Regions from separate parts of the Homo sapiens genome. Here region 2 is linked to region 1. The links are chromatin contacts, found by Hi-C or POLR2A ChIA-PET in ENCODE. All regions are on one chromosome and are shown on one strand. The core of a region is the stretch at or near the end of the contact, and the rest is flanking DNA. Distances in the headings are between cores, read along the strand shown.

Region 1 (4,621 bases), core at 774-3,273:
ACAGAGAGGTCATGACATTACAAAACAGTTGAATTGCTTGATATAAGATTGAGGTCTGCCGCTGTGTTTGCCCACTGCTTCAGACAGATAATTCATCTTATAAACAGATAACATAAACTTATGGTATTAATAAATACAGTACAATAATGTACTGTAAATGTATATTAAATGTGTTTTCTCTATCTTATGGTATTCTTAGTAACATTTTATTTTCTCTAGCTTATTTGTAAGAATACAGTATATAATATATACCACATACAAAATACATGTTAATCAACTGTTTATGTTATCAGTAAGGCTTCCAGTCAATAGTAGGCTATTTCAAATCCATGTTCATTAACCCAGAAATCATACCAAAAACAATGTCATCAATATCATACCCTGTCCCTATCCTCTATAGGAGAAATAAACTCCCCTTTCCCTGAAAATAAAAATCTAATCTGCTGAAAATTAAATGATAGGTTTTGTACCATAGTGGTAGTATCAAGGGGTGAAACATACATTGACATATCAGTCAATATACCTGTCCCCCTGCATTGTAATTATTTGCTGATTGCCTGTCTTTCCTGTGAGACTGTCAGCTTCTGAAGGACAGAGACAAGGCTTGTTTGATAACTCTCTGGCACATAATAGGCGTTTCGATATACACATGTTGAATGTATCATTGCTTCATCAGATGTGTTAAGTGTGAACCAACCTCACTAAGTTATTAAGCACCTACTTGGGATAAGGCTGCAGGTTGGATACTTTGGATATATAAAGATGAGTAAAGTTTGTTCTCTGCCTTCAAAGGCAATCATTATAGCAGGATGTCCTTGTCAAGTTCCTATCCCCTTGACCACCCCCTTCCCTTCACAGGTGGGAAGTCCCCTAGAGGCTATAACTTCTAGCATTTTTTGACCTGAAGGCATTCTTTAGCTTTAGAGCAGCTCAGTGCCTTATAGGTGGATTGTAAGTGCCAGAGACTTAGTCTCCAGAACAACTCACCACCGATGAAGGTGGCAGTTCCTTGCTCTTCAGTAGGACACTGAGCATGTTCCACTCAGACTCAGAGCATTCCCAATGGTGCTGAGCCCTCTTTGCTCATAGCAGTAATCTGCTCATTAAAGCACTCTTTTTTTGGCTTTTTCTCCATTCTTGGTCTCACTTCCTACTCCCTCACAGTGTTTCCTGGGATCTCCTCCTGAATAAATTCTCATACCCAAATCCTTTACTCAGGGCCTGCTTTCAGGAGCATCATTAGAACTGAGCAGGATAAGACAGGCCAAGAGAATGCAGAGGAGGAGGGGATTAATTCTAGCTGGAGAAGACTTGGCATTATTTGAATTGGGTTTGGGTGGGTGCAGTGAGTGCAAAGGAGAGATGCTTCAGGCACAGAGGAGCTGAAGCACACAGAGTGCTCAAGGAAATGTAAGCAATTAGGTCTGGAAGGAATGTGGGTAGGGGGGCATCTCAGACTCTCCTGGAAGGTACTCCAGAGCCCCGTGCATCCCAGCAAGGAGCCAGATTTCTCCTGCTCCTTTCATCCTAAACTTCAGCTCAAGTTACTCACCCTTCTTATACTGGGACTCTGAAATGTCCACATAGTCCCCTTTTGGTAGGAAAATCTAAATACAGAAAAGGACACGGCTACTGCATGTAATCTGTGAGAGCAGCCGTAAGAAATCACTGACCAACCCACTATCTTTTTTAAGCATGGTTCTTTCTTTCTGTCTCTAGATTTTAATTCACATTTTCTGAGTTCCCATGACATACTCTGCGTTAGTATTTTGCTATTTCTAAGAGCTTATATTCTAAATACAGTCTCCACAACTCAATCTAGACAAGAAACTTCCTTGCCTTCTGTTAGAGGCTAATCTTTAATTTTTTTAAAAAGGAATAGTGTGTCAGAAGATCAAAGAAAATGACCCGAGTTTACTCTACATTGGAGTCCACTCTATTACCCACAAGCAAGTACAATGTGTATGTATAATCTCACTCATTCTCTCTCCCCTTGTCCTGAAAATCATTTCCCTCTCATGAACTGTTCTGATGAGTCATTTCATCTCCAGTACTGACTCAATTATACACTCTCGCCATGATCAACAACTGCTAAATTGGTTGTAAACCCCAGAATGGGAGCTGAAAAACCAAAAACTAGAGGTGTGGCAGGAGGACAGGAGTGGAATAATTTGGTCATTTTCCCAGCAGAGGAAAGTTGGTTTAGGAAAGACAAAATGAGTACTTCTGGAATAGGTATACAATATTGGAAAATAACAGAGAAATTAAAGAAGTTATTAAAGCTCACAAGAGGATTTGGTGAGAGAACACTACTCATTTCAGCTCAGCATGAGCCAGTTTGCATTATTATGTTTTGCTCTATACTTAGTCTTGGAGAAAGCCACAAATTACAATGGTTAAATAAAGCTTTAGAAAATGGAAAATAGCAACATTGCAAGTACAGAACGCTACTGGGGTAGAGCACCCTCCAAACTGGGGTGGCTGTAGTGAACTTCTAAAATCCCTCCCTCGTTCTCCCACCCCCAGGAATTTCAGCCATGTCCTTTATAAATCCCCATTACTGTAATATTGTTTGTGTAATAAATACAGCTTTGTTTAGTTTTTAAACTCGGAATTTCTACCAAAGGCTGGGAGAGAAAGAAAGCTGCTGGGTTACCTGCAGGTTGAGTATTTTGGGAAGAGATTAATTTGAGGCATACCTGGATCCAGAAGGGAATGATGATGATAACATTTATTGAGCTCTTTGTATGTCTGAGACATACTCTATAGATGTATTATGTGTTAACTAACGTAGCCTCATAACAACCTTATGAGATAGTACTGTTCCTATCCCATTTTATATATGAGGAGACTGGAGCACACAAAGGCTAAGTAATTGGCCCAAGGTCACATGGCTGGTGAGTGGCAGAACCAGGATTTAGTCTGGCTCCAGAGCCTGTCTTCTTAATGACCATACTGTAATGCCTCAGAGACATAAATATTTGTGTCCTCCAAATTCATATGTTGAAACCCCATCCCTCAATGTGATAGTATTTGAAGACGTAGCCTTTGGTAGATAGGTTTAGATGAGACCACAAAGGCAGATTCTCCATGATAGGATTAGTGCCCTTATAAAAAGGAGAGGAAACCAGAGCACACTCCCTACCCCCACCATGTGAGGACAACCATCGGCAAACAGGGAAGAGGGCCCTCACCAGAAACTGAATCTGTCTGCACCTTGATCTTAGACTTCCAGCCACCAGAACTGTGAGAAATAAATATCTGTTGTATGAACTACCCACTCTATGGTATTTTGTTACAGTAGCCTGAACAGATTGAGACAGACCACCAAGCTGTTATTATACAATTAAGCTTTTACTCAGGAATTCTAGGAAGAGGCATTTTAGCTCAGATCCAGGAATTTATTTCGGGTGCTTCTCTGCTACTTTGCTTCCTGCAGGATGGGGCTGAGTCACAGAGCCCACTGGGCCCAATGGTCGTGGAGAATAGATTCAAGACCAGGAGCCACACTTCCATGGGAAACTGAGTAAACTGAAGCTTGGTAAATTTGAGATTATCGGTGGGCCAGCCTATTTGGGTAGAGTGTGTTCCAAAGTGAAACAGCAGTTATGAGCTAGACTTGCAGCAGTTTGAATCTGGATGGGAGTGTTGAATGAGGAGGAGGGATGAGCCAGTGGTACTAAGAAGACCCCTCTCACCTCATTCCCAGAGAGGTGGTACACATCAAGATCTATGCTACATATAAGGAGATGTATATTGAAGTGGCTCAGCATGTCCCTCTCAGATTTTCAGAGTCCCAGTCCCAACTGGGTTTAACTCCAACTCAGTTTTTTTTAGGTTGAGTGCATATTTAGTGGCATAAATGCAGCACAACTTACTCAACTCTTTTTCATTGAAAGACATTCACTTTGTTACCAAATTTTTGCCCGAAGAACAATGCTATCATAATATCTCAATGCACATATGTTCTTAAGTATGGATAATTTTACTTCTAGGGAATAGATTCCAAGAAGTGGGGTTTTTAGGAGAAAGAATATTTTTAATTTGTAAGGTATTTTCAGGTTTGCTTTCTAAATAGGTTCTAGCAAATCACTCTCCATGGCTACTGTAGGGGCATATTTGCCTTTCTTCTTGCAGCATTCTTTCCAAGTTTAGGGCATTCTTCTCAAGGAGATGCCAGAGACTCACTTTACCAACATTCCCTGCAGCTTGAGTGTGGACATGTGACCTAGGTCCTGCTATTCAGACACCACAAAACTTCACTGTAATGAGGCAAAGACACAGGCCTGCACAGAATCCAAACTGGTGAGCGGACTGGAGATACTTCCAGCTTTCAGACACAGCAGTGGCAGTCATCCCTTGTTCTGGAAACTCTGCTGCTCTAAGACAGGGATATCTTGTCAACACTGTCAACACCTCAGCATTAAGAATTAATTGAACTTCTTTTATATGCAATCGCTTCTATCTATCCCATTGCCTCTACCTGAGTTGTGGGCCACCATGACCTCTTGCTGAGACAGCAGTAACAAACTTCCAACTGGTCTCACAGTCTCTAGAATCCATTCTCCACCTTGCAGCCTAAATGGTTTTCTAAAATTCAAATCTCGCCATGCCAGTCCCC
Region 2 (4,621 bases), core at 1,491-3,990, 110 kb after region 1:
TTTCTGTTTCTTCCTTCCTTCCTTCCTTTCTTTCTTTCTCTTTCTCTCTCTCTTTTCCTTTTTTTTTTTTTTTTTTTTTTGATGGAGTCTCACTCTGTTGCCCAGGCTGGAGTGCAGTGGCATGATCTCGGCTCACTGCAGCCTTCCACCCACTGGGTTCAAGCGATTCTCCTGCCTCAGCCTCCCGAGTAGCTGGGATTACAGGCACACACCACTAAATCCAGCTGATTTTTGTATTTGAAGAAGAGACAGGGTTTCACCATGTTGGCCAGGCTGCTCTCAAACTCCTGACCTCAAGTGATCCCCCTGCCTCAGCCTGCCAAAGAGCTGGGGTTACAGGCATAAGCCACCACACCTGGCCTAAGACATCCACTTTCTGTAGCTGCGGCTAACCCCAGTGAGCTCCGAGAGAGTGTGGCCCCAGGTACAAAGTCAGTGGAGGGCATCTGATACCTATGGAGCTGTGGCTTCAGATCACCTTCTGCTCTACTCCCTGAGGAGCTAGTTGAGTGTGTGTGAGTGGAGAAGACTCCTTGGGCCTAAACTAGAAGAGAGTTTCCCAGCTATAGACTGTATGCAGCAGTACACATGGGGTGTTCCAATAGATTACTAGTGTACCCCCAATACCCTGATTTCCAAATTCGAAAGCCTGGGGCATTACATGCTGGAGTTGGTTGTTGCATACTGGTGAGTTAAAGGCAGTGAAGGAGGTGTCCCCCAACCCTCAACCTGAGCAGCTTCATAGCTGTAGAGTACAGTACTGCCTGTCTAGATCAGGGATCTAGGCAGTTGCCAGAGGAGTCTGGCACCAGGGACCCAAGGTGTGACCAACAAAGAATGAGGGGACAGAAAACGTCCAGGCTTCCTAATCTCTGTCTTGTATTCCTGGGATACTTCTGGCTATTTGCTGCAAGGCAAGCACTCTGATGGTACATGCTCTTTCTGCAAATTAGAGTCCCTTATTTTGAAATGCTTAACCTGAAAATATTCCATTGGATTCAAAATCCGTTCCCTTATCACAGGAAATGTCAACATTCCCTTTGTCAATGAAACAAGAAGAAAAGTTGAATTCTCTTTTGTTACAATTTCAAATGTAACTTTTTGAATGGTTGTAAAACTGGTCTTAAAATTCGTATCCCCTTCCGATACAAAGTCAGTGATGGTGACTATCAAAACTTTGAAGAACTTATCATTTAAGGGTCTTGAGGAATTGTTACAAATCGTTACAGTTTTACAGTTGTAAAACTTGTCTTAAAATTCATATCCCCTTCTGATACAAAGTCAGTGATGGTGACATACAAATTATGTCCATGGAAGCAAACTCAAGCTTCTCATTAAAAGTGTTAGAAGATTTTCTTTGGAAGTTTCATACAAATTCAATAGTCACCATTATATAGGAAAATATAATGAAAATTTTCTCCAACTCCCCTACAGATGCCTCCAAATATCTTTCAGTTCTAGCTTTTTACACAAATAGTGGCCTTTTCTATGTAATTATGATATGCAAAATGTTGGGAAGGAATGGGAAGGTATAAAAGTTTCACTTCCCCAGGCTGCCCCAGGCATCTCTAACCACATCAGCTGCCTGGGCCCAGGGTAGCTAAGAGGGCATCCAACAGGCAGCTGGGGCGTTCAACCTCTTCTCCCACCAAAAGGACAGCTCCAGCCCCTAACGCCAAGGCCATTTGCCGTTTGTCCCTCACTGCTTCTCCTGGCACCACAGCCTCCAATGGAGGTGGGGAGTCTTCATCTTCTGAGGGTGGATTAATTTCTAGAAGAGCTTTGCATCACTCACAGCTAAATTCAAATGAATAAAACACATTTTAATATAGCTAATAACATTTGGAATCCCGAAGAGGCATGACATAAATTGATTTATTATTATTATTATTTTTTTTCCTAAATGGACTCTGGGGGCAAATTTCCTCAGCCAAATGCTTTGGGTTTGCTTATAAGAGTCCTGTTGGTCCCCGTGGTTTGTAGGAAAAGTGTCAATTAGATTTATGAGAACTAAGATGCTTAATTAAAAACATTCTCATTGCTTTATAGCTGTGCCTCCTCAGATACACAAAACAAGTTCTCTCAATAGAGGCTTCCAAGAGGCAACTAAATCAGTTTTACTATTGTTTCTCATGAAGTTCTAACAATGAAGCTTATGGTTCATTAATGGCATCAGTCACTTAAGGGATTATCTTCATAAGGGAGTAAAAATGGTATCTTAATGGTGTCAGCCAAGAGTCATCACAAAACATCGACATTCCCTGCTATTAATTCACTTCTATTCCATTTCAAGCTAAAGGTAGTGTGCTCAACCCTCAGCAGGCCTGCAAAATTCTTAGGAGAAACAGTAAAGAAGGAACAATGGGGGCAGGGCCCCACCGCAAAGGCAAGGCTGGGAATGCGCTGCCTCTTCCCAGAACTCCAGGGAAACGTCAAGATTTTCCTACTTCTTTGCTCGCTCCTTGTTTGTTTTTTCCAGTTTGTTTAAAATATATGTTTATTCATTCTTAATTATGAAAAAAACATATGCTTGTTCCCCCCCAAATCGGAGCAGTGTAAACGAGGAAAGTCCTCCACCCATTTATTTTTTAATATTAAAGTTAATTAAAATTTGGTCTCCCCTCTGTTTTACTCCATATTTCTGGTTTTCCTCATGCTCTCTGTCTGTCCTGCTCCCGAAGCCTCCTGGTTGTGCACTCGGGCTCTCAGCCCAGATTTCTTTTGTGGGTTCAGTTGAGCCCCGGGGTCTCGGCGGCCGGCGGCTCCCCGCGGCACTGGCTCCCTCTTGTGGCTCTCTGCGGTCACTGCACACCCGCTGAACGGCAGTCTCTTCCAGCGGGCCCCGGCCTGGGGAGAACAAATCCGGGGACAGCGAGAGGGACAATCCCAACGCTGCCAGCAGTCAGTAAAGATTCTCCCTCTAACTCAGAAGCCGGCCCCAGGGAGCATTTCGGGTCTCCTCATACATGTTAGGGCTCCTCTGACCCCTGTCGTTCCTTAGGTTTCTCAGGTGTTCCCTTGCGTGAGGATTTTCAAGAAGCATCAAGAGTGCAGCCTTCAGGGTCCAGGGAGCGGGGGCGAGAGGGACGGAGAAAGTGTGTGTGTGTGTGTGTGTGTGTGTGTGTGTGTGTGTGTGAGATGGGAGTGTCTGTGTATGTGTGTGAGAGAGAGAGATGGGGAGAGTGCCTGTGTGTCCGAGAGAGATGGGAGATTGTGTGTGAGAGAGATAGGAGTGTGTGTGTGTGTGAGAGAGAGAGAGATGGGGAGAGTGCGTGTGTGTGAGAGACAGATGGGGAGAGTGCGTGTGTGTGTATGTGTGTGTGAGAAAGAGATGGGGACAGTGTGTGTAAGACAGACACAGAGAGATGGGGAGAGCGTGTGTGTGAGAGAGAGAAAGAGATGGGGAATGTGTGTGTGACAGAGAGATGGGCAGAGTGACTATGTGTGTGAGTGTGTGTGAGAGAGAGAATGTGTGAGACAGTGTGTGTGTGTGTGTAGTGTGTGTGTGTGTGCATCTGTGTTGGTGTGTGTTGTGTGCAAGTGTACTTGGGAAGAAAAACAAGAAAGAAGAGTTGATAGCGGCTGCCTCACGGCTTCCCAAGTCCTCTGGGGGGATTTAAAAATTCATTTGCTTAACAAACAGACATGAAGCATCCAGAATACGCCAGCACTGGCGATGCCAGAATGAACCAGATATGCTCCTGCTACTAAGGTGCTCCTTTTATAATGAATGGAAGGAGAGCGTTTAGAAATGCTGGCCTAGGAAGCAGCGCTGAATGACAGAGTATCAGAAGCTCTGAGAGTGAATTCCTCCACCGCCACCCAGTATGGTGACCTTTGAGCAGGACACTTCACCTTCCTGAGTCCAATTTTCTCATCTGTAAAATGAAGACAAAAATACTCACCCTCATCTGTCTTCACTGGGCTGTTAGGAGGGTCAGCTAGTCTGATACATGTGAAAGTGCTCTGAAAATCACATGCAAATGCAAACTGATGCTGTATTTTCAATATAATTTGAGGGATCCTACCAAAAAAAAACATACCTCAAAATGACTCTCTTACAGCATGTGACTGCAGTTCTCACCCAAAGAGTCACTCGGTGAGGAGTCTTCTTAACTGGGATAAGGCGTTGTTACCTGGAGAGCACAGTGTTAATCCACAGAAGGTAGTTTGCGGATTAAGCCCTCCATAGGCCACTCCTCCTGGGCAGGAGAGTCTCCTAGCTCTCCAGCTGAAACCCTGCTTCCTGAACATTGCGCTTGCCTAACAGCTCCAGCACCAAGATCGCACGGCCTCTACCCTGTCTCTCTTTCCCTAAGAGATTTTCCAAGCGCTGTCCCCATTTGGGCTGGGTGTGCTCTGGTTGTTTTTTTTTTTTTCACAGCTACTACCACTCGGAGGGGGGAGGGGGTTCAGGGAAGATGATCCTTAGCTCACTCTAAGGATGATACAAGATTATCCTTGTATCTTGTATGGTACAAGATCATAGTGGAGGCTGACAATGCCAGGTCCATATCTCCTTGGCACTCACCTCTGAATACCAATGGTTCCTTACGTGAACACATAATTTTTCTCTGCTGAGGGCTGTTTTGGGCTTCCAGCAAATTAATGCCCCCATGAG

Evidence for each region. A loop is a pair of places that touch in the nucleus more often than their neighbours do. ChIA-PET counts read pairs that join two places held with the same protein, here RNA polymerase II (POLR2A). Pooled maps may share reads with other maps.
Region 2: a loop to region 1 is called in a pooled map, with 2.4 times the contacts of the local background. The contact joins two enhancer-like sites. A Hi-C loop is called at or near these places in 1 of 50 pooled maps. POLR2A ChIA-PET finds 5 or more read pairs at or near these places in 2 of 52 experiments (AG04450 and OCI-LY7).

The regions. Positions count from the first base shown.
Region 1 is chr3:150,113,033-150,117,653 of GRCh38, forward strand. All of the region lies in intron 1 of LOC105374313 (a long non-coding RNA gene), which reads left to right. Among named protein-coding and RNA genes, the nearest start is that of LINC01998, 34 kb to the left of the region's middle. Within about 2 kb of position 2,024, at least 2 of the 41 ENCODE cell types and tissues checked have a DNase peak (open chromatin) inside an H3K27ac peak, as active enhancers do.
Region 2 is chr3:150,218,656-150,223,276 of GRCh38, forward strand. No RefSeq gene overlaps it. Among named protein-coding and RNA genes, the nearest start is that of LINC01213, 18 kb to the right of the region's middle. Within about 2 kb of position 2,741, at least 2 of the 41 ENCODE cell types and tissues checked have a DNase peak (open chromatin) inside an H3K27ac peak, as active enhancers do.